Linked DNA regions of Mus musculus: all the other regions are linked to region 3. A link is a loop called in an ENCODE intact Hi-C map of the cell type or tissue named here. Cell type or tissue: heart. All regions are shown on one strand.

Region 1 (8,000 bases), 1.4 Mb before region 3:
GCATGTGTGAAATTCCAATAGCTCTTAAGCTAGTGATGGGATTTCATGCTATCCCTCTACTTCATCATGCATATCTTGCTTGGCCAGATGCTATCATTGCTTTCATGATGAGATAACTGTGTGAGATAGATAATTATTTTTCTCCTCCAGTAGTATGCATGGTACTTTCCAATATTCTGAAAGCTGGCCAGTAAGAATGAAGCCTCCAGTTCAGTACCTCTCTGATTTTCCATATTGTGTGACTTCACACAATATGTGTATCTTCAACAGTATCTTCCCAAAGAGTCTTGGAGGGGACCCAAGAGCACTGGAAATAGTCTGTAATTGTATGAAGGTTTATGGATCACCTTTGGCCAACAACTCAAAATGATGTAATCCGTTTCTGATACTGGGTTTTTATTTGCTACCATGTGGTATTTAGTTGGGGTATTGACCTCCAGTTATAGAGTATCCCAATTTAAAATACTTTTATATGCATATATGTATCTATTTTACAGTACTAGGTTTTCACATGGCTTTTCAAAAGGTCTTTAGTGGTATTTAGTCCTCTCCATATTCCATGCTCTACTCTTACTATCCCCAACCATTTAATCTTTCCTGGATCATCATTCCCCATTTTTTTTTTTTTTGCATTATGTCACTACTGGATTCTATTTCCCATTCCTTGAGTGATTCTCTCCTCCTTTACCATGCTCTCTCACTAGTTTTCTAACATCTGTGAGTATTTAAAGTGGAGCATGCATATCTAAAGAGTCAAAGCTAATATTCACATGAGAAAAATTATGAGTTATTTGTTTTTCTGGGTCTGGATTACCTCACATAGAATGGTTATTTCCAGTTCCACCCATTTACTTGTGAATTTTGGTTTTCTTAACTGCTGAACACATGTCATTGTGTAAATATTCCATATTTTCATTATTCATTGACTATCTGATGGTCATATAGGCTGCTTCCATTTGGCAGAGGACTGATATCTAGAATATACAAAGAACAACAAGAACAACAAAGAAAAAAACAAAAAAAAATTAACAGTCGAACTAAAAATGCAACATTGAGCTAAGCAGAGTTGTCAAAAGTTGAAACATAAATGGCTGAGAAACATTTTTTAAAATGTTCAGGGGTTTGGAGAGACATTTAAGAGTTTAAGAGTGCATATTGCTCTTGCAGACAACCTGGTTTCAGGTGTCAAAACTCACATACTGGCTTACATCTTGTTTGAATAGGTAAGGCCCCCATAGACTCATGTGTTTGAATGTGTGGCCCATGGGAGTGGCACTATTAGGAGGTGTGGCCTTGTTGGAGGAAGTGTGTCACTGTGGAGGTGGGCTTCGAGGTCTCTGAAGCTCAAGCCAGTTCTTTCCTTGATACATGCTGATCAAGATGCAGAACTCTTGACTCCTACAGTGCCATGTTTTCCTGTAGGATGCCATGCTTCTCATCATACTAACAATGGACTAAAACTGCTAAACTGTAATCAAGCTTTAATTATAAGAGTTGCCTTGGTTGCGGTGTCTCTTCACAGCAATGAAACCCTAAGACACAATCCCATCACTCCAGTTGATCTGATGCCATCTTCTGCCCTCCTCAGGCACTGTGTGCACAGACATATATCCAGGAAAACCTTTCATACTCATTAAATAAATAAATAAATAAATAAATAAATAAATCTTATTTTACAAAAACAAACAAGAACAGCAACAATAAAAACCAACCACTCATCAATCATTATCCATCAAGAAGAGCAAATTAAAACCACATTGAATGGCCCCAGTGTGACAAGTGTGAATAGCTCCAGTTAGAATGTATAATTTTAACACTAAACAAACAAATTACAAAACCAAGTAACAGTATGTTGGCATAGACATATAGAAAAGGAAACATTTATGCATTACTGGTGATAGCATAAACTGGTGTAACCACTATGGAAATCAGTGCAGAGATTCTGAGAAAAGCCAGAAATATATTTACCACATCATTCAGCTATATCCTACCCCTAAGCTTGTATCAAGGACTATACATCTGACTGAAGAGAAACTTGCCCATTAATATTCATTGTTATTCTGCTCACAATTGCCAGGAACCATTTGTCATATGTCAAAATCTTGGTTTTGCACTTGGATAGTTAGTTCAACTTTGTATTCTAGTTCCTGGCTTTCACTGGCTTCTGAAATCTCAGGCGCAATGGGAACTGAGATGTATTTTTTGAGATTTGAAGGACTAAAGAGCAGAGTTATTATAGTGAATGAATTCTCTGTACTTCAGTTTTTCTGATGAGGACAAGGTAGTCTTTTTTATATCAAAGTACTCTTTGGTATAGAGAAATATGAGAAACTTGAAGGGTCATAAGATAAATGAGTTAGGTAGGACTGGGCTGGAATTCCAGCTTCTTCAGAGATATAAATTTAACATAATTTAAACTTTGAGGGTCTCTCCACTCTTACTTGTAAGATGAGAACCACATTGTGACATACTGAGAAATCTGTGAGCATTAAGTAAGACAACTATGCATGTTGGATACTATATTGATGATAGTAAATAAATGTCCACTTTGGTGCATTTATGTGCTCTCATAGTTTTGATCAGAAGATGATCTATCTGATTCTCTGGGAAGTTAATAAACCTGCCTTGAGCATCTGATATATGTACATAGGCTCTCTTATGGAGACTACCATTCTCACAAAGTTCATAGACATAAATATCATACGTCACAGCTCAGAGCTTTTAATGTGTTGGGCACAAATGTAGCTCACACACATTAAAGCCTGTATGGTACTGTGGCATTGTGCTCTCTGCAAGTTGGTGCCACAATCTCACTTCTAATGAAAGTATGGTCATAAGCTGACTTCATAGTATGCCATAGCGTTTAGCCTGCAACTTATCACCTCTTCTTGATGCCATCCTAATTTAATCTTGACACTGAAGCATTTACAATGAGATAAAATTATTAATAATGATAATCTAGTCAGGTAAATGATGTTCACTTTCATTTTATCTTGTTCCTTGAACGAGGATGCTTTCTTGTGAAAGGTGAAACAGTGTCAAAGTTGTGAATCATAGTTTCACATTCAAAATAATGAGAAATCATATCTTCCTGCCTTTGCAGCTAAGAGAAGGAAATAGGGTTATTTCCATACGACTCTCAAGAATAAAGAAAAATAATCTGTAAAAAGCTTTACTCATGTCACCTCTCATTCTACTTTGAAGGGACATAACAAAATCAGAAGCAAGATGGGTTCAGTGTATTTGTGTTCACTCTAGAAATGGTAAGACAACATTTATTTCCACCTAGAACTGTCTTGGATCATGGCAGCAGTGTTTTTAAGAGGTCTCATATCTCTCAGAATGCACACAGTGATGTCCAGCATGCCACACAGTTACACAAAACACTTATTCAGCATAAAGTATCTTCATGGGGGCCCTACCGCCCTTACCCCTCGTTTCCACTTTCCACCCTCCAGTCCTCCCTTGGGAAGATGCATGCCTGTTCCATTTATGCTCAGCACCAGTGTTGCCATGGAAACTCTCCTCCTTTTCTCTACCCTCCCCAGTTACCAAGCACAGCTCTGGACTCAGTGCCAAGACCTCCTCTGTACAGACTCAATATTCTTTCAATGTTTAGACAAATCTGTTCGAAAACCTTGTTTACATTTTTTCCCACAACACCATAGCTTCGAGTCGGGGCCATCCATTTCCCATGGATCTGCTTATATTCTGGACATGGTTTCTTTTCTTTTTTCTCCACCATAGCTCTAAAATAAAATTGTATCATTTGGTCTAATTCTTAATAGGACATAAAAGGCAACTCAGGGTCAGAGTCCACCCTTACAGTCAATTTTATCCAGTCCAGAGTAGAATTTAATACTTTTTGTATACTATTTTTTTTTTACTTAAAAAATTTTGTTTAATAAATGCAGCATTAACACATGTTTAAAAACAAGAAACTTTCCTTTAATTAGCTTTAGTTGCATGTTTGTTACAGTCATCTGTGTATCTTACGTTATGCCAGACATTAATTAGTATTCAGATATACAAATAATATGTTGGCTTCACATTGCTTAATCTTACAGGTATGTTTTAGGCTGCACATTTTCTGTAGAATTTAAAAGTCTTGCTTATGGTTTAATTCTTGATTCCTATATTTAATGACGCAATTCACTGATGAAACTAAACCAAAATTAATGTTGTTGTGATGATATTTTATCCTTCTCCCCATTTAAAAATTGCCAGTTATGCCTGCAGAATTCCTAAATGTTAAACGTAGGTTTAGCTTAAAAAAAAAATACTTACTTTGCCTTTTTATTTTAAGAAACTTGAACAGGTCAGTTCAACTCAGTGAACTATGCTGACATTTACATATTTTCACAGTAAACATGTATTTTTAAATCATTACTAGGAAAAAAATACCTCTGATCAACAGAAGAGGGAGCAATATTCCCTCCTTTTTTACACAAAATACTGTGGGGTTGTTTTCTCACCTTTCCCTCCTAAACATAAGCCTCCTCTATCGTAATCTCTGCTGCTGCTTTTCTCTTTCCCTTTTCTAATTTTTTTGAGGGGAAGTGGAGGAGGGGTGCGCAGTGGTGGCAGGAGTAGGACCACCCAGTTCGATCAAGGAATCAAAGGTTAAATTCTTTCTGGTTTGTTACTATCTCTCAGGATATAGTTAAACGTTAGAAATCTTTGTCGTCTGTATATTTTTACTCGCAACAATACTTACGGGAATGAAATGCGCTGCACCTCCTTACAGAGAAGCCACAACATTGCGCAGGCAGTGGAGTGAATGTGAACGTTTTCCAGCTTGCCTGAGCCAGAGACTCTCTCATTGTTCTCTCTCTGAGCAGAGTAGGAACCGCGCACATCTGAATAACAGAGTCTTTTCTGCCTGGCGCAATCCTGGATTGTTACAGTCTAGAGGCCAGCCATGCTGTCACCGGCACAAATTGATTTAACCATCAATTGCTGTGGTCATTAAAGCTGCTAAAAGTCCCCGCCAAACTGATGAATTGCAACTGAATGTGAAATGAGTGTCTAAGTCTTTTTCCCACCACCTCATATCAAAGGCTATTGTATCCTTGCAAAGTAAAGGGTCGGGGGTTCAGGCTGCTGTTCAACAATGGGCTCTGTCAAAGGACAGAGCTCCATTCACACAAGCACTCCCAATTACAGTTTGCTTTCCATACCTTATTGTATGAAATTTGCATCCAACTAATACATTGAATTATTGGCATACTTTGGGTGTCAAAGGAGTCAATGAATGATTTGTCCTTGAAATACATGGAATCCAAAGCAGCTGCTGGTTCTTGTCTTGACAATGGAATGATTCCCTGGTTTTCCAATGCCTGCAAATGGACTAATTTTCTCCCAGCTCACAGTTAGCACTTGTGGAAGCAGTACACAATTTTTTTCCACATTCACAACTGTGAACTCATTTCTAGAGTTTTGAGAGGAGATACAGAAAAGGAATGGTATTGTCTAGCCTAACAATTATATTATAAACTTTAAAAAAATCAGTATAACCTCCATGAGGCCAATCATTTACTACTACTACTACTACTACTACTACTACTACTACTACTACTACTACTACTACTACGACTACTACTACTACTACTACTATTTGTTTGCTTAAAGTAAAAGGATACATTGTAAAATTAAAACCAACCTTACACATATGTTTAAATACCCAGAAGAACTTTTGTTAATTCTTTTAGGAAGATCATAAATAGGAATTTTTCAGATTTTATGATTAAGCTCCTCAAAGTGTTATGAACTGAGCACACGGCACATGTACACATGTACATATTTGTATGTTGGTATAATGTTTACCCAATTTAGCTGATAACTGAGTTTGCAGACATGAGGGATCACTAAACTGCAATCCTCCAGCTTCTGACACTCAAAGGCAGCAAGGAATTCAGAAAACATTGGGTTTGCTCTCCTTGGTGTTAAGTTTGGTTTTTCCTAGCAGATACTCATCGACCGAACATTTCCCTTCATCTTGAGTCTTGACTTTAATGTGTTACATTATTTGGTTTACCTATGTGCTTGTGTATGCAACTTTAGCAAACTCATCATGGCGGTGTTTTCATGGTGCTCTTAGGGGCAGCTCTGTAAGAGAAACAAGCTTTGGGACATCAGAGAAAGAGAGCATCACTTGTAGTCCCAGCAACACATGGTGTTTATTTTCCTTCCATGGTTCATCCTGCCAGGAAGTATTATCAACTGAGCAAAGACCAGATGTGGAAAACAAAATAAGTATGATTTGATGTTGGAGCAGGGGTGAGTTGGGACAGGATGGGAGAAAGAAAGCAAAGCCAGTGGCCACCATAGTGCTACAGAGAAAACGGGACAAAGAGGGGACCTTCACCACAAAGGTCAGAGGTTCAGGCCACACACCTCTTATAATGAATTGGCAGACAGACCCAGGTTTGTGTTTCCCTAGATTCTATTTACCATAGACTGTTAGTCGCCAGTAACTGTGTAGAAATCCATCAGCAAGAACTGTTACATTGGCCTCCAATTCCAAATGACCCTTAAAGAAGGTCATTTGATTCTTATCTCTAAGGATCTTTTGCTCCTCCTCCACTCAAAACAGGGCCATGGGGAGAAACAGCTCCCTTAATATAAAAGAGAACCTTGCATTGAAATGAAAAGCCCTTCTTCAGTTGTTTAGTAAATGATATTAAGTTGCTAAAGAATGTATAAAGGCATATCCTGGGTCATATTCTTATTGTAAGTTTCCTATAAGTGAATGAAACAGTAGGGTATGTTAACTTTTTAAGCCCTATAATCAGATTAAAATTTTAGCTTAAATTTTTAACTATTTGTATCAAGTCATTACAATTATTACTTATTTAATTAGTAATTTATTGGATATGTACTTTAGACAGTTTGATGAGTGTTTTAGCATTATTTCTTCAAACTCAAGAGAACAGTAAACCTGCCTGCTTTAATTTTTTAAAATTCAAATACATATAATTTGTGCTTTGGGAAAAGTGCATATAGCCAATTAATATAATCTTTCAGTACTATTACAATGAGATGTACAAGACATATATTTACATCCATTTTATAGTTGATGGAAACTGAGTATTAGAGTCTGTTAATGGGTGCTGGAAAGATAGAGGAGGGGTTGAGAGTGCTAACTATTCAGACATGAGACAATAGTTCAGATTCTTTTTTTCTATTAGATATTTTCTTTATTTACATTTCAAATGTTATCTCCTTTCCTAGTTTCTCCTCAGAAAATCCCCTATCTCCCTTCCCGTGCTCTCCAACCCACCCACTCCCATTCCTGGTCCTGATATTCCCCTATACTGGGGCCTGGAGCCTTCACATGACCAAGGGCCTCTCCTCCCATTGATGACCGACTATGCCATCCTCTGCTACATATATAGCTAGAGTCACAAGTTCCACCATGTGTTTTCTTTGATTGGTGGTATAGTTCCAAATAGTTCAGATTCTAATAGCACCCAGGTGGCAAGGCAAGAGTCCAGTGTATGCCTGTAGATTTAGATTCTAGGAAGGTAGAGACCCTGGGATCAGTGGTAGTGGCTGGCTTCTAGCTGAAAGGGAGAGTCTCAAAAGGATATGTAGAGAGTGATAGGGAAGGGTGAGTACCTGACACTTTGGACACAGGTGCATGTTCTGTCACACATACATGTGCACACACCACATACTCATGACGCATTCGCACACTCAAATAGATAAAGATAAATAAATAGATCTTAATTTCTACCAATGTAATGTTCAATAATGAGAAAGTATAAATTAGAACCTTGGTTATGTATATGGAAAGTCCATTCATTTTATTGCAGTGTTTTGTAAATAATTGAAGATTGAAGTGTGATACAGATAATAGTGACCTGGTATATCTTTATTGGACCTTTCATTTGATCTACTGTGTACATTTTTGTACCTTTAACATTTTTATTACCTAAATTCATTCTTTGACAATCTTAGTTATATATATGATATCGTTCTGATTACTGTTACCCACC
Region 2 (8,000 bases), 59 kb after region 3:
AAGATGCACAAAGCAGTGTAATAATAACGCACTCTACTACATATAGCTCAGGGTGAATGTATGTGTCAAAAAGCAAAAGTTTGTTTGGGGTTCATTTTAAGGCAGGCTGTCATGTAGCCCAGGCTGATCCAGGATGTACAATGTCAAGCTCTGGATTCTCTTGCCTTCACTTGCCAAATCCATATATTATGGGTATGCACTACCACATCCAGCCTGAAAACTTTACTAGCAGAGGGGCAGGAAGCTATCAAGAGTTCCACTTGGGAAAGAGCAGGAGAAATGACATAGATCAGGTTTATCACTATAGCTTGCCTCAATGACTGAAGGCCAGGGTCCAGGGCCATTTGCAAATAGCAAGCCAGCAGTTATTCAAATCGCTTCTGCTTGTAACCCGTGCAAATCCTCCCACATACAGAAATGCTATATAAATTATTGCTAACTATTTTGTTTCAGGAACAATGAAAAGGAAAGAGCATGTACATGCTTAAATCAGGCATCTATTTTTCCCTGTGTGTGTGTGTGTGTGTGTGTGTGTGTGTGTGTGTGTGTGTGTGTGTGTGAGTGTGTGTGTGTGTGTATTCAGAGCTGGTAGTACCCACAGAACCTGCAGACATGCAGGATGGAGTGCCTATGAGACCATACAGCTGAGAAGTTCTGCTACTGGCTTGTTTCTCCTGATTATAAGTCACTTGGCTCAGTATTCTCTAGGTCATTCCTCACTTCAAAAGGAGAAGCATTGTGGTGGTAGATAATGCAAGGGTTAGGGAGTGTTGGCCACAAAGAAGGCTTCATTTTCTAGCAGTCAAGGGCTTTATTGCCATCCACAGTAGGCCAAGAATAATTCATTGCTGCCTCCTTGAGCAGCTGTTCCTTAATTCTATTGTCACCACAGAGTCAATCAAAAGAGAATAAGGAAGTTTATTATTTTGATTTGTTTCTTTAAACCTGAAAAATCAGGAAATAAGCCTGCAGTCATAAAAATATATAAATTCAATCCCAGTTCCTCAGTCAGGAAAAGTACCAGGCCTTGTAAGCTAAGCAAACTTAACTGCATCACTACTTAGACATACCCCCCACCGAAGGACCTGATAGCATTGCCAGGCCAGGCCATGTAGAGCCAAACTGAGCCCAGCCATTCATGCAGCTCTGAGGGAGCAAGAGAGAAAGTGGACAGTGCCCAGTGCACAGCAAGCGACACCTCTTTGCTTATATATATAACTCTCAGTAAGATGGCTACAGATCACATTTCCGGGCAAATTTTCTACTTGAAATTAAAACATGTGTATTGGGGGCTTCTATTAAGCTTTTTTGGTTTTCACAATAAATTTCTGGTTATGTTGTCTTACCTAAGGTTCCTATTCCTCTGAAGAGACACCATGACCAAGGCAAACTCTTATAAAGAACGACATTTAATTGGAGCTGGCTTATTGGTTCTGTGTTTCAGTCCTTCCATCATCATCATGGTGGGAAGCATGGCAGCATCTACGCAGGTCTATCTTATTCTGAATGCAAACAGGAGAAGGCTGAGCATCCTCAAGCAGCTAGGAGGAGGCTCTTAAAGCCCACCTTCACAGTAACACACTGCCTCCACAAAAGCCACACCTACTCCAACAAGGCCACACCTCCTAATAGTGCCACTCCCTGAGCCAAACATATTCAAACCACCACATATGCTTTTGCCAATAATACAAGATCTTCAGGGGAGTAGATTTTCCACTCCGTTTAACACATACAGTTCCCTAGGTGCTAGCATCTAGAAGGGAGGTGACAATGTAGGAGTGAATGGGATAGCAGGCACTACCTGTGTGCTGCAGTCACCTTGTTCTGTCTGGACCTCAGCCCCACCTCCACCTTCTCAGAATCCCTGCCCAGAGGATGCCTACCTCATTAGTTGTTTGATCCCAAGATAAACAGCCTGTCTTAGTCAGGGTTTCTATTCTTACACAAACATCATGACCAAGAAGCAACTTGGGGAGGAAAGAGTTTATTCAGCTTGCACTTCCACATTGCTGTTCATAACTTAAGGAAGTCAGGACTGGAACTCAAGCAGGTCAGAAAGCAGGAGCTGATGCAGAAGCCATGGAGGGATGTTTCTTAGTGGCTTGCTCAAGATCAAAAGTAACACTTTCATTAATACAATTTTTGGAAAGAGTTGAAGCTTTGTACCCTTTTTATTATTATTATTTGTGGGTGTCTTTTTTTCTTTTTTGTTCTAAGAGTATAACCCACGTATAGGCCCTTTAGTCAATTCTCATTTTCCTTATTTACTTATTTCATTAGATATTCTTGTTTTATTATTTATGCTGTTTTTTGTTTTTGAGTAAGAGTCTCAAGTGGTCCAGGCTAGACCTTGAACTTCTGATCTTCCTGTTTTCATCTCCCAAATTCTGGGATTACAGTTATCTACCCACCACACACATCAATCCTCATATTCTAAGGTCACTTGAAAAACTTTTTTTACTGAGTGGATTTGCCATTAACCTAATACAAAATTAGATTAGTTCTTGTTTCATTTTGAATTTTTATACTCATGTCCTAAAATATTAGCAATATAGTCTATTTGTCTTCCACAGGGGCATATAAAGAAGTCATTCTTCATTTCTCTTTACAGCTGTATAATATTTCCTTGTATAGAGATATCCCAGTTAAGATTTGTCTGCTGAAAAGCATGTGAGTTCTTTCAATAGTCTTATGGAAACATCTTCTGAGATCTGCCAGCACACCTGTACAGTAATTTACATGATGGAGCACTAAATGCAAAACAGTCAATAAAATATCTTTAAGCTGCATAAGTGTGAGTAGCAGTCATGCGGAGCAATGGTCCTCGTTTCCAAGCTCAGGGAACAGAAGGAGCCTTTGGTTCCTGGCAAAAGTCAGCAATTGTCTCTTCCAGAAAACTCATTGAGTCCTCATAGCAAAGAACTTTTTGGAAGTATACCAAACATGTCCCAAAGGAAATAAATTCTTGTTAGTAGCACTCTGGATAGGCGTGGACCACTGCCACACACCAAGTGGAATCCATGTTATGTATGCATAAAAAAAAATTAGGCAAAGTCTAAACTGATCTTAAAACTCCCCTGGAAAGCGTCGTATTGGAGACTGCCACACAGTGAATGCATGCAGCTGTATTTCCTCTGACGTGAAAACCTAGCAATGTGAGTTCAGTACTGGGTGAAAAACTCCTGGATGCTCAGTACAGGTCATTTGCCACCAAGTGCAGCAAAGAAGACAATTAGTATCAACCATTCTCTTGGAGGTTGAGCCTGGTTGCTATAAGGGCATGTGATGTGTCTCCAATGAAGGCAAATGTAGGCAAAAAATATGGCACTTTACAAGAATGTTGCTCTAAATGGAGATAAAGCAATATGTAGTCCATTTTAAAAGATTTTTAAAATGTGTGTGCGTGAGTATTTGTCTGTGTTTAGGTGAGTACAGGCGTCCAGAGTCAAGAAAAAGCTGAAAGTCAGGACTTTCAGAGTTGGCATTAACAGGTGACTGTGGATCAGGGAGGAGCTCAGAGCAATGCCATGCTTTTAACCACTGAGCCATCTCTCCAGCACCCTGCATTTCCTATTTTTAAATTCAGTTTTTAATTCCTTATGCACATTATCATAAGGCTCCACTGCCACTTCTTTTATTTCCACAAGCAAGGCACATTCTTGACCAACAGCTGTGCAGCAAAGGGTTCCTCCACAAATAATCCAGTAAATTCCCATGAAGCTCCATTTAAAAAAGAGATGTCTGCCCAGGGGAGAATCTAGCTGTGTCTGGTGACTCCCCTATGACATCTAAGAGTAATCTTTGCCAAGCGATTGTTACAAAAAAAGAAACCCCGAAGTTATACTATCAAGCAGAAAACAAAACAAAGAATGTCATGGAAAATGTCAGTACAGGTCATCACTGGTCTGGGCCTTCGGTGTGGAACGTGCATGCTGAAAGCCAGCATGGAAAATCTTTGCCCTGCATCTATGCAGAGCAGGAAGCAGCTCCCAGCAGGCCTTGCTCTTCAGACTGGCCTGTGTTGAACTTGGCAGGCTGCCTACTGCTTCAGCTCCTGGACCTCAGGCTCATTGTTCCAGGGCCACGGGCAGCATTTAAGACATAATAGGCCTATGTGACTACTTAGGGTTCCCAGCACAGAAAAGGACTTAGTCCTTATCTAGTAACAGCAAGCTGAATGCACGTTAAAAGTCTTTAGAAGAAGCAGATTTTTTTTCCCCGTTTCTATTCTTATTTGTATTTTTGGCTGATGAATTCCACTTGCATTGGGGCTCTGGAAACAGAAACAGGATGAGTTAAGTCAAAAGAAAAAACAAGCATGGCCTTTTGTGGAACCCTGGGAGGTATTTAGAGCCTTGTGTCTTAAGAGACTGGATGCCTTTTTGCTTTCCTGACCCAAGCTATTTTTTTCTTTTCTAATTGCCAGCCTTGGTAGCTATCAGTACTCAATACCAACCGACAGGTCGTGTGGATATTTTTCTACACTCTAAAGCCATTTCAAACACAAGAAAGTGTGGCTTACTCATCGTTTAGTCAAAAGGGAGAAAAGACCCTTTCCACTCTCCAGACTGCCATAGGCATTGTGTAAAAGTCACATGGTTGGATGCTGATAAACCCTCAAGACAGTGTCAGACATGGTGGCACAGGGTTTGAGGCCAGCCTGGGTGGTATACAGCCGCAGACCTCTACCTGCCCTGGTGCACACTGAAGGATCCTGTTGGTGCCACAGGGGTTTCCTGGGCTGTAGACCTTAGCAGGCTCTTTGCACCCCCACTCTACCTTCTACCCCAGAGCACAGCTGGTAGTTCCCCCAGGCCAGAGGTACAGCTCAGCCTCCATGCCTTTGGTGTGGCTCTGACTCTCCCTGTAGCAAAACCCAGCGTCCTGGAGAGTCAGGCTCCAGAAGGTGTTTGTTGAATTGAAGGAGGGGTCCTAGTTACCTACCTCCACCAAACCCCACCCTCGGATGCAGCCAGCTGGCCCTCAGTGCTGGTTTCCATTCCTCTCCTCTCTTGCTTTTGTTTATTCCAGACGCCAGGACCCCACTGTGGAGTCTGAAAGCAAGGTCTGGTCACTCAAATGACTTGTCCTAGTGTTGTCTTCTTGACCTTCTTGAACTGATGTCAAGGGAGGAACTTTGTTCCTTTAGGACATTGTGCTTTAGAAACATATTTAGCAAGGCTGGAGGACAGACGGAATGGGTGCAGCTTAGGTGTCATCTTTGGGGGTGACCTTTGCTCCAGACATGATCATCAGCCTATTTTAAGTTTTTACACTAAAGTCACTCTAAAGGCAATAGGCAATAGGTTTCAAAGGCATGAACTACTCCGAGCTTGTTCTGAAATGAATGAGAAGGCAGATCTGATGTTACTGGCACGGATATTCTTTATTCCATTTGCGTACAACGCTATGCTTGAGATCCTCTTACCTCAGCACAGAGAGCCTGGATCTCTTGTTTTTTTGTTTGTTTGTTTTTCCTTCAGTTTTAAGTCCAAAGGGACTTTAGGGGTAAAGGCCTCTCTAGTGTTGGCAGGTAACACCTAGTGGTAGATAGCCTCATTAGCATTAGCTAATGCCTCAAGGCATTAGCACATTTGCTGGCCTGGAGGATGACTCCATCCCTCATAATCAGCTTTGCCCCTTGTTAATTAATGTGCCTTACCAAAAGGAGGAAGGCAAGGCAAGGAGACCCTGTGGAGGTCTGTGAAGGGGAAACAACTCCTTCCTAGCCCAGAAAGTAGGATCTAGGGTTACCACTCACCCTAACTGGAGATCTAACAAGGAAAAACTATTGTCCCTTTCTGTAGGAACTAGTCCACTCTGCCTGCCAGAGGGCCACTCCTCAGAAAAGCTGATTTACCCGAATTCCTGCTAAAACCAGAGTGTGTGTGTGCGTGTGTGTGTGTGTGTGTGTGTATGTGTGTGTGTGTGTGTGTGTGTGTGTGTGTGTGTGTGTGTGTGTGTGTGTGCCGGTGGAGTGAATTATCCCCGTAATGAGATAATGTATTTTACCTTCAGAAGCCCCTCCCTGATTCAGTTGCTTGCAAATCCTGAGTGCTAAGCCTGCCTGCTTGCCAGGGTCCTAACTCAGAAGGAGTACCTTTTCCTTTCCCTTCCTTTTTACTCCTTCTTTGGATACTGACCCAAATCCCAGGGGCTGTACTCTCCCACAGTTTTCGCTGAGGACCCTAAGCCCTTTGCACATCTGTTTGATGGCTTCTGCTTATTTGTACTCCCTTCCTCTTACCTATTTCCCTCCTTCGCACAGCTGCTGGGATCTACGCCTTGACTGTCCTCTTATTTTTCTCTCAAACTCTAGTAAAATGGTTCTAAAGCTTCCTTCTAAGTCCACTTTTAAGTTGTATTGTTAATGGAATTAGGAGCTGACAAAAGGGACTCCCAAATGCTTGATAACACTTCTGCCTGATAAAAGCCACCCAAGAAACTCAATGCCTTATTCCAGAAGTAAACTAGAAATTCACAGCCCCATTCCATATTAGTTCTGATTAATGGTACTAAATAAATGACAGAGTATAGTTACTATCCCTGGGCCCTCCCCATTCCGTGACTGTCTCAGGGAATGACCCGTTCCTATCTCTCCTCATTTGTAGACTTCCCTTAATAGGCTGTGTCCAGGGTGCTTGGTCTCTTGTTCAGGGTATCTGTGTACTCTCAAGCATTCTCAAGCCTGCCTCCATTGATTAGCTCAGACTTCCTCATAGTGTGGAGGCTTCAAGACCTTAGATTGCATAGAAACTGAAAAATTTAGGACTCAGTATTCTAGTAAGCAAGGTAGACAATGTTTTTCACATCTTGTCTTAGAATTTACCTAATATTAATTATGTTATACTTTATTGGACAAGTGTGTGTAAGTGTGTGTGTGTGTGTGTGTGTGTGTGTGTGTGTGTGTGTGTGTGTGAAAGAGAGTAAGAGAGAGAGAGAGAGAGAGGCAGAGAGAGAGAGAGACAACGAGAATGTGGGCCCTTCCTCTTCTCCAGTACATCTAGGCTGCTACATATTGGAAGTTGAAGATGTGTGGTTTCTAAGGCTAAGGCTCAGTGTTCGTGACACATACATCTGGGCTTTGGAAATGTTTAACCTGAGACCATGTTAGATGAACAGGCAGGCAGAAGCTAGCTTCATAGTTGGACCGCTGCACAGAGTAAAATATATGGCCAACTGTGATGGTTTATATATTCTTGGACCAGGGAGTGGCACCATTTGGAGGTGAGGCCTTGTTGAAATAAGTGTGACCTGGTTGAAGTAGGTGTGCCACTGTGGGTGTGGGCATAAGATCCTCACCCTAGTTGCCTAGAAGTCAGTCTTCCACTAGCAGCCTTTGGATGAAAAAACTCTCAGCTCTGCCTGCGCCATGCCTGCCTGGATACTGCCATGCCTTGATGATAATGGACTGAACCTCTGAAACTATAAGCCAGCCCCAAGCAAATGTTGTTTTTTATAAGACTTGCCTTGGTCATGGTTTCTGTTCACAACAGTAAAACCCTAACTAAGACACCAACCAACAGAAGTCTCTACCATACTTGCTCTGAGCAGAGTAGTTGAACATCTCTGACACTGTCTGGCAGAGCACTCAAACATCTCGAGCCACCAGGCACTGTGACTGTATTTCAGAGTCCAGGTGAGAACCACTTGATCCAGTTAAGCCCTGGGACCACAAGAGATGATGATAAGTTATTACTTATACCTTTAAATTCTGCTTGGCTTGTTGGTGCAGTTCAAACTGCAGTCTCTTCAGCTGTCCCATTCCCCAGTATGGCTCTGTCCTCTGAATCCCCTGGCCTTTAGCATCAGTAACCTACTTCAAAGAGGTTTTCGTCGATGGTTGTTGAGCACGGACTCTTACATTTGGGAGGATGTTCTTAGACATGATATAAGACATGACCACAGTCATCTAGAAAAGAAATCAGTGTAGAGACAGTGGGAGAAAGAGTATGAAAAGACGGAGAGAGTTATTCTGCCTGAAGTGCATTGTCCAGAAG
Region 3 (8,000 bases):
TAGCTATGGTGCCACCAGGTCAGAATAAATGGGAGCACAGAGCTGGCAGTAATAGCACACCCCTGTTAGTCGCTAGCAGTTGAGAAATAGACCCTGTGAATCATGAGTTTTAGACTAGTCTGGGCTCCAAAGGGTTGGAGGTCAGCCTGTATTGCACAGTAAGACTCTGTACACTCATACACACCACATCCCTCCATAAACAGTGCAAATGGAGAATAAAAGTCTGTGTTCCCTTTTGAGTTGGCTATAGGCGCCTGCTTCCAATTTTTAATGTCCTTATGGGTTCTTTAATCTCACTTATATAAATGCATTTGGCGGGTGTTTCCCCGCCTCCCCCCCCCCCCAAACCCTTAACTCTACGGGGAGACCACCAAACTGTAGGGGAACTGCAGCAGGTAAAGACCAGCAGCTCCAATAGCTTGCTGGCATTCCTTAAGGTTCATAGCAAGAGTCAATCTCTTCCCTTTTCCCAGCCCCGCCCCGCTCTCCCATCCACCCGCCTCTTCCATTCTCGCCAGGCTTAGTGGGTGCCTGAGTCGGGGTGGGAGGGGAGGAAAGGGAGAGGGAGATTTCAGAGCTCCGCCCAAACCCGCCTCCCAACCCATTCTCCCGGGGACCGCCAGCTTTCCAACCACACTGGCAATGAGCTTTCTTATCCAAAGGAAATCACGTCTTCAGCTGCAAAGTAGGGACCGCGGGGGGGGGGGGGGGGGGACAGCCCGCGTGTTTACTCTCGTTGGCTCTCTCCCGCGCTGCTGCAGGGACGGATTGGCTCTCCCGCTCCCCTGACGCTCACGGGCTCCGCCCCGGAGCGGCCATCTGCTCCTCGTGGGTCCTGGGGTCTCCTCCTGACCCACTCCCTCCGCCCCTCCTCTCGCGCCCCTCCCCGCCCCCACTCCGCCGGGCTCCGCCCCTTCCCCCTCCCGGCGCCTGGGGCTCCGAATCTTCCCCGCGGTTGCCCCGGAGACGAGCCGATACCAGGCAAATAGGCATTGGAGAAAGAAAAGGGGGGAAAGCTGCACGACAGCCTGTTAACAAAGGAGCCACAAAAGCAGCCCCCGAATGTCTGGGAGAAAAAATCCGAAAGCGAACTAGCAATCATCCCAATTTAAAACCGGAGGGAGACGCAGAGGAAGGGGCAAGGTTCCCGTGGGGTGGGTGCACAGATTGCCTTTTGAGCCTTTGGGAATCTCCTGGATGGTGGTGTTGGACCAGCCCAGTTGACTTTTCAAGTTGGAACTGCTAATGAGGGATTCGTGTCCATCCTGGCGGCCGGGTTCTCGGGCCAGTCCAGCAGGCTTCCTTACGGGTGCTAACACGTTGGTTGGCAAGACGCGTTTCGACGAAATATTCCTTCCAGGCGCTCCGTGGAATATGACTTTGGGATTTAATAATGTATCTAAAGGTACTGGACAGGAGATGAAACTTCACGCAACGATGTTCTGCTCAGGGACTGTCAAACAGCACTTGAACAAAGGGTTATTGGCTTGAACCAACTGTCCTTTTCACTCAAAGTGTGACCTATTTCCCTACAATGAACAGAAAGTAACTGTTTGACAATTCCGAGCCAACACTAAGAGAAACGAGCCATTCCCTCGACTGCTTCTCGCCTCCATCGTTCACGTTGCAGTCATTAAATGCAAACGCCGAAAGATGTTTTGGATGTTTTCATGAGCGAGACTAGAGGAATATTTATTAAGTTGCATCCTCTATCCCCTCTCCCTTCCAGATACATTAAATCAACGCCTGGTCTTTCACACACTAAAAGCGTCTGGTACTTCGGTGGCAAGGGCTGTAGCGAACGAGAGAGATATCCTACACACCGCTGTAGAGCTTTGCCTTTAGCCTGGGTTAGACGTGGAGTCTCCAGGGATTTTCTTTCTGTCTCTCAACCTTGCAGGCGATTTCTTCTGAGACTAGGACTCGGTCTTTTAGGATTTCCTCGCTGTTGCCTCTCTTCCAGGAGCACACTTGATGCTGTGCACAGACAAGTTCAAAATGAGAGTCCCTCCGATGTTGGCAGCAGGCTAGGAAAACAACCCGTGTCGACGAGAGTAGCTGCCTCCCAACTGTAAATATGGATTCGTACACTCAAGGCTCGGTCTAGTTTTACCACAGAGGAAAATTAATGATGTCGTTTCTTACAGTGATAACATGCTAGCAAGTTTCGATCTTCTGAAAATGGTCCTCACAATGTTTTGTGGAAAAGTGATCGGTAATTGGAATAGTTGGAGAGACGCGATTTGAGGTGCTCCAAGGACCAATTTCAAAATATTTTATTTCACGCCTCTAGGAGAGAAAGGAACGAGCATGGCTTAGGCTGTTTGCTGTTTTTGCGTTTCCCACATCTGGCCTACAGACCTAATTCCAACTGGAGATCTTGCTAGATGAAATTCGATCTTCGTGGTTTAAATACCTTTCAGTGTGGGACGATTTAACAATTGCAGCAGTTTTTTTAAAAAAAGAAACACCCCCCCCCAAAAAAAAAAATCCTTGCGCACTATCTGTGAAACCCTTATGGAGTGCGGAGGGAAAAAATGCTGCTAGCACACAAATCCTACCCATTGTCTTTAACACTCGTATACACACTTATACACGTAAACACACGGGAAAGATGGGGGAGGGGAGAGAATGGCTAGAGACAGACGCGGATATAGACCGGCAAGAGTCAATGCGAGTCAAGTTAAAGCTTTCTCCGCCCCCATCCATAAGTACCCCCTCCCGCGTTAATTAATTCCAAACAAAGCAAGCCAATCAAGACATGCATTATTATTTTCAGGCCGAGGGAGACGAGAAGCACGTATTTTTTAATTGATTTATTTATTTGGAAGACATTAATTCTTGGTCTGAGGCTGATTTTCAAACCGTTTGCAAAGCGCGGCTCCATTGTTCGCCCGGAGCGCAGGCCCCGCCCCCTGCTTTGTGTGCGGCGCGCGGATTGGCCAGCGCGCGCGGGGGCCGCGTCAGCGCCCGCGAGCCCATTCATCTGTGCACTTGGGCGTTGGACCCCGCATCTTATTAGCAACCAGGGAGATTTCTCCATTTTCCTCTTGTCTACAGTGCGGCTACAAATCTGGGATTTTTTTTTATTACTTCTTTTTTTAAAAAAACTACACTTGGGCTCCTTTTTTGTGCTCGACTTTTCCACCTTTTTCCCTCCTTCCTGCGCTGCTGCTTTTTTGATCTCTTCGACTAAAAATTTTTTATCCGGAGTATTTAATCGGGTCTCTTCTGTCCTCCTCGCCACCCCCACCCCCTCCCTCCGGTGTGTGTGCCGCCGCCGCTGTTGCTGCTGCTGCTGCTCGCCCCGTCGTTACACCAACCGAAGGCTCTTTGTTTCCTCTCTTGGATCTGTTGAGTTTCTTTGTTGAAGAAGCCAGCATGGGTGCCCAGTTCTCCAAGACCGCAGCGAAGGGAGAAGCCACCGCCGAGAGGCCCGGGGAGGCGGCTGTGGCCTCGTCGCCTTCCAAAGCAAATGGGCAGGTAAATTCTACCTGTGGTTCTTGGCATTTCTTGGGTGTCTTTCTCTAATCTGGACGCCTCGTCTTCCCTCTGGTCGCGCCCGAGATGCATTCGAGGGAGGGGAGCCTAGCCAGATTCTAGTCTGAAAGTTGAATGGGTAATGATAGCCTAAATTGTCAATTTTTCATAGGAAGGGTACCCTCCACCCCCACCCCAAAGGAGTGGTTCCTAAGGATCCTGGCCAATTCTTGAGTAGACCGGAGGAAGAGTGATAAATCGTCTAAAATGGCGTGGTTTGGAGATTGGCTGAACGTGACTAGTTAGATGCACCCCCCCCCCAACGCCCCTCCAGGTTGCATTTGTATTTGGGGCCACAGTGGTGTTTGGGTGGCTCACGTATTTATTGTCGAGATTGGGTCGTCTTTGAGATTTCTGGTGTGGTTGTGTGTGTGCGCGCGCGTGTGTATGTGTGTGTAGGAAGGGGGGAGCCAACGCGGATGGCGGTGGAGAAAGGCAAGCTGAGAAGGCTTGTCTTATTGTATCCAGAGGCAGTATGCCTCGGGTTCTTGGAAAGGTGGCTGGTTAGAGCCGGACAGGCAGCTTTTCCAAGTGCCTTTGCGATGGCCCTTCCCCTCCCCCTTTGGTAGCTGTGTAATTACACACCCATATGACTTTTCAAATGGTATCCTGGTGTGGTGGGAATTCTCAGTGGGTTTTTGAAGACCCTTTCCTGCCTGCCAAGAAGGGAGCAGTTCTGGTGTTTTGGTCTGGACTGTTCGTGTGAGTGGCACCTTGGCCACCCTCGAGGATTGCCTCAGTGCTGCTGCGACCCAGGCAGAGAGCCATGGTTGGGTGGGCTCAAGAGGTCGGCCATGGGTGGCTGCTTTCCAAACAGCGAGCACCCACCACGCCTCTTTTCCTAGAGCCAAAAAAAAAAAAAAAAAAAAAAAAAAAAAAAAAGGCCTGCTCTAAACCTACCGGGGCAAGACGTGCTCTGTCAAGAGCCTTTAAACCCGTTAAAAATGCAAAAAGGAGCTGCCCGGGCGCACCCCAATTTGCAGAATGATGGGCGAAGGTGGGCGTGGAAGCGGAGGCCAGACTTCAGACATAATGGGTTTTCCCCAGCCCTGCTGGTTGCCGAGCCTCGGAGAGGCCGACCGGGGCAGCCACCTGAGCTTTGTTTGCGGACTCCCGGGCTGCGCGATCCCCAGCTCGGGGGCGCCTCGGCCTGCGGGCAGGGCCCGGCTAGGCAGGGTGGGGTGGCCCCGCCCCTGGGCGCCCTCCCGCCCGCGCCCCGCTGCGCTCCGCGCGGTGGAGGAGCAGCGCCCCCTGCCGGCGCCACCCGGGAACGCGCAGCCCCGGGAGCTCCCGTTGCTCGAGGCGGAGGGAAGGGAACCTGATGCAGGCCTCAGAATGTGGGCGACTTGTGTCCACTCCCCGGCCGCCGGGCACGGAAGCTTGCCCCGCGCGGGTCGGTCGCTCCGAGTGACGCCCCCGTCTTTTTCTTTCTGCCCCGCAGGAGAATGGCCACGTAAAAGTGAACGGGGACGCGTCTCCCGCCGCCGCCGAGCCGGGCGCCAAGGAGGAGCTGCAAGCCAACGGCAGCGCCCCGGCCGCCGACAAGGAGGAGCCCGCGAGCGGCAGTGCCGCGACCCCCGCCGCGGCCGAAAAGGATGAGGCTGCCGCGGCCACCGAGCCGGGCGCCGGCGCGGCCGACAAGGAGGCTGCGGAGGCCGAGCCCGCCGAGCCCAGCTCCCCGGCCGCCGAGGCCGAGGGCGCGTCCGCCTCCTCCACGTCGTCGCCCAAGGCGGAGGACGGGGCCGCGCCGTCGCCCAGCAGCGAGACCCCGAAAAAAAAAAAGAAGCGCTTTTCCTTCAAGAAGTCCTTCAAGCTGAGCGGCTTCTCCTTCAAGAAGAGCAAGAAGGAGTCGGGCGAGGGCGCTGAAGCAGAGGGAGCGACCGCGGAAGGCGCCAAGGACGAGGCTGCAGCCGCAGCGGGCGGCGAGGGGGCCGCGGCCCCCGGGGAGCAGGCAGGCGGGGCGGGCGCCGAGGGCGCGGCGGGCGGAGAGCCCCGGGAGGCCGAGGCGGCGGAGCCCGAGCAGCCGGAGCAGCCGGAGCAGCCCGCGGCGGAGGAGCCGCAGGCGGAGGAGCAGTCGGAGGCGGCGGGGGAGAAGGCGGAGGAGCCCGCGCCCGGCGCCACCGCGGGCGATGCGTCCTCCGCCGCAGGGCCTGAGCAGGAGGCGCCCGCTGCCACCGACGAGGCCGCGGCGTCCGCAGCCCCCGCCGCGTCGCCGGAGCCGCAGCCCGAGTGCAGTCCGGAGGCGCCCCCCGCGCCAACGGCCGAGTAAGCTCCAGAGCCCTCACGCAATTCAAGAACTTTTCCCCCCAGTTTGTTTGTTGGAGTGGTGCCAGGTACTGGTTTTGGAGAACTTGTCTACAACCAGGGATTGATTTTAAAGATTTTTTTTTAAATTTCACATTTTTTTTAAGCAGCAAATTTTTTGTTTTTTGTTTTTTTTAAGCCCCCTTCCCCACAGATCCCATCTCAGATAGTTGTTTCCACCATTCCGACAGGCCGAGGACGTGTTAGACAGCTTCCTCTGCCTTCTTTCTTTACTTTTACTTTTTTTTTTTTTTTTTGGCATCAGTATTAATGTTTTTTGCATACTTTGCATCTTTATTAAAAAAGTGTAAACTTTCTTTGTCAGATCTATAGACATACCCATATATGAAGGAGATGGGTGGGTCAAAAGGAATAACAAATGAAGTGATAGGGGCCACTATGGGAAATTGAAGCAGTGCATAACATTGCCAAGATAATATGCCACTAAAATGGTGGTGGGTGTAAAGGCTTAGGGTTCTTGTCCTTTCTTTCTTTCTTTCTTTCTTTCTTTCTTTCTTTCTTTCTTTTTTTTTTTAAAGAAAAATTATTACGATGTATTTTGTGAGGCAGGTTTACAACACTACACGTTTTGAATAAGAAGGAAAGAGAAAAAAATAAAAACACCAATACCCAGATTTAAAAAAAAAAAAAAAGATCATAGTCTTAGGAGTTCATGTAAACCATAGGAACTTCCTGCTTATCTCATGTTAGCTGTACCAGTCAGTGATTAAGTAGAACTACAAGTTGTATAGGCTTTATTGTTTATTGCTGGTTTATGACCTTAATAAAGTGTAATTATGTATTACCAGCAGGGTGTTTTTAACTGTGACTATTGTATAAAAACAAATCTTGATATCCTTCAGAAGCACATGAAGTTTGCAAGTCTCCACCCTGCCCATTTTTGTAAAACTGCAGTCATCTTGGACCTTTTAAACACAAAATTTTAAACTCAACCAAGCTGTGATACGTGGAATGGTTACTGTTTATACTGTGGTATGTTTTTTGATTACAGCAGACAATGCTTTCCTTTCCAGTTGTCTTTGAGAATAAAGGAGAAACAGATCTTCAGATGCAATGGTTTTGTGTAGCATCTCGTCTCTCGTGTTTTGTAAATACTGGAGGAGCTTTGACCAATTTGACATAGAGCTGGAATGTAACGTTGCTTACAAGCATTGCTATTCAACTCCTGCTTAAGGTGTTCTAATTTTCTGTGAGCACACTAAAAGCAAAAAAATAAATGTGAATAAAATGTACAAATTTGTTGTGTTTTTTTATGTTCTGAGGCTGACTTCTAGGTCTTAGATTAATTTTTTAGGAAGGCCTTGCATGCCATCAAAAGTACATTTGGCTGTGGTTTTTGATAAGAAGTTTTCAAGCTCAGAAATTCATAATCAGTGTCAAATTAAGTATGTAGGAAGATCTTATACTGTGTCAGTTGTTACCATTTACCTGCTTTTAGTTATAGCATGCGAGAATAAGTCCTTTAAGACAAAAGTGGCTTGACCCTAAGACTTTCAAATGTCTTATGAGACTATTTCATAAACTGTTTCCTTGTCATTGCAGGTCCAGAAAGTTACATTTTATAATCAGGAAGAATGTGGAGTTCAGACTGCACATAAGTCATGAAAAGATGGCCAAACCTGTTTAAATGTTGATGGTTTATGTAGTATAAGCCTTAGCGTTTGGCTCGTTTCCAAAGTGTTCTTGAACTGATATGCTATACTTCATGGACAGGTTTCTATAAGGAAGTAATGGTGTTGAATGGACTTATTGTCAGTTTGGGCCATTAGCATAGCTGCAAGCTTGGTTTTGTTTTTGTTTTTTAGTCAAAGTGTTAGCATCTTTTATTCAAATGAAAAGATAATCCTTTATATATTAACTCTTACTAGTTTACTTTCTGCTTATTTTCCATCTCATAACTGGATATTTTTACTTTACTGGACCCTAAACTGAATTCTTTTTATTTTTTACCATTGCTTTATTAAATGCAAAATAGTCTACCTGTTGTGCTCTTTTCTTGAGTAGAGTGCAGGGTGGAGTTCAGGGTAAAGTTGAACCACTCTGGTGGCACCTCAATATTACATCGTATTAAAAAAAGAGATAACAGCATTAGCCTTTCAATAATGTTCCTCTAATTGAAATAATAGATCAAAATT

The links. Peaks named below come from ENCODE experiments on the same cell type or tissue, not always from the same donor. Only the 100,000 strongest peaks of a DNase experiment are listed, where the experiment ranks them.
Region 1: it touches region 3 in a loop (9-fold over the local background); 13 of 42 quality-filtered maps call a loop at or near these places.
Region 2: it touches region 3 in a loop (6-fold over the local background); 15 of 42 quality-filtered maps call a loop at or near these places.

What each region holds. Positions count from the first base shown.
Region 1 is chr10:38,550,808-38,558,807 of GRCm38, reverse strand. No RefSeq gene overlaps it. Among named protein-coding and RNA genes, the nearest start is that of Gm22911, 61 kb to the left of the region's middle. In heart, a CTCF peak has its summit at 4,413 (motif pointing right); no DNase peak of the experiment used is centred here; H3K4me3 peaks cover 717 bases; H3K27ac peaks cover 783 bases.
Region 2 is chr10:37,074,676-37,082,675 of GRCm38, reverse strand. No RefSeq gene overlaps it. Among named protein-coding and RNA genes, the nearest start is that of Marcks, 60 kb to the left of the region's middle. In heart, no CTCF peak of the experiment used is centred here; DNase peaks (open chromatin) are centred at 2,885, 4,015 and 4,735; H3K27ac peaks cover 2,213 bases.
Region 3 is chr10:37,133,917-37,141,916 of GRCm38, reverse strand. Marcks (myristoylated alanine rich protein kinase C substrate) reads left to right here and starts at 2,991. Exons shown (of 2, transcript NM_008538.2): 1 at 2,991-3,483; 2 at 4,982-8,000. The coding sequence starts at 3,382. The coding sequence ends at 5,809. It overlaps 5930403N24Rik (RIKEN cDNA 5930403N24 gene), which reads right to left and starts at 2,385. Exons shown (of 3, transcript NR_166104.1): 1 at 1,172-2,385. In heart, a CTCF peak has its summit at 4,812 (motif pointing left); DNase peaks (open chromatin) are centred at 676, 2,966, 4,156, 4,756 and 4 weaker places; H3K4me3 peaks cover 7,164 bases; H3K27ac peaks cover 6,064 bases.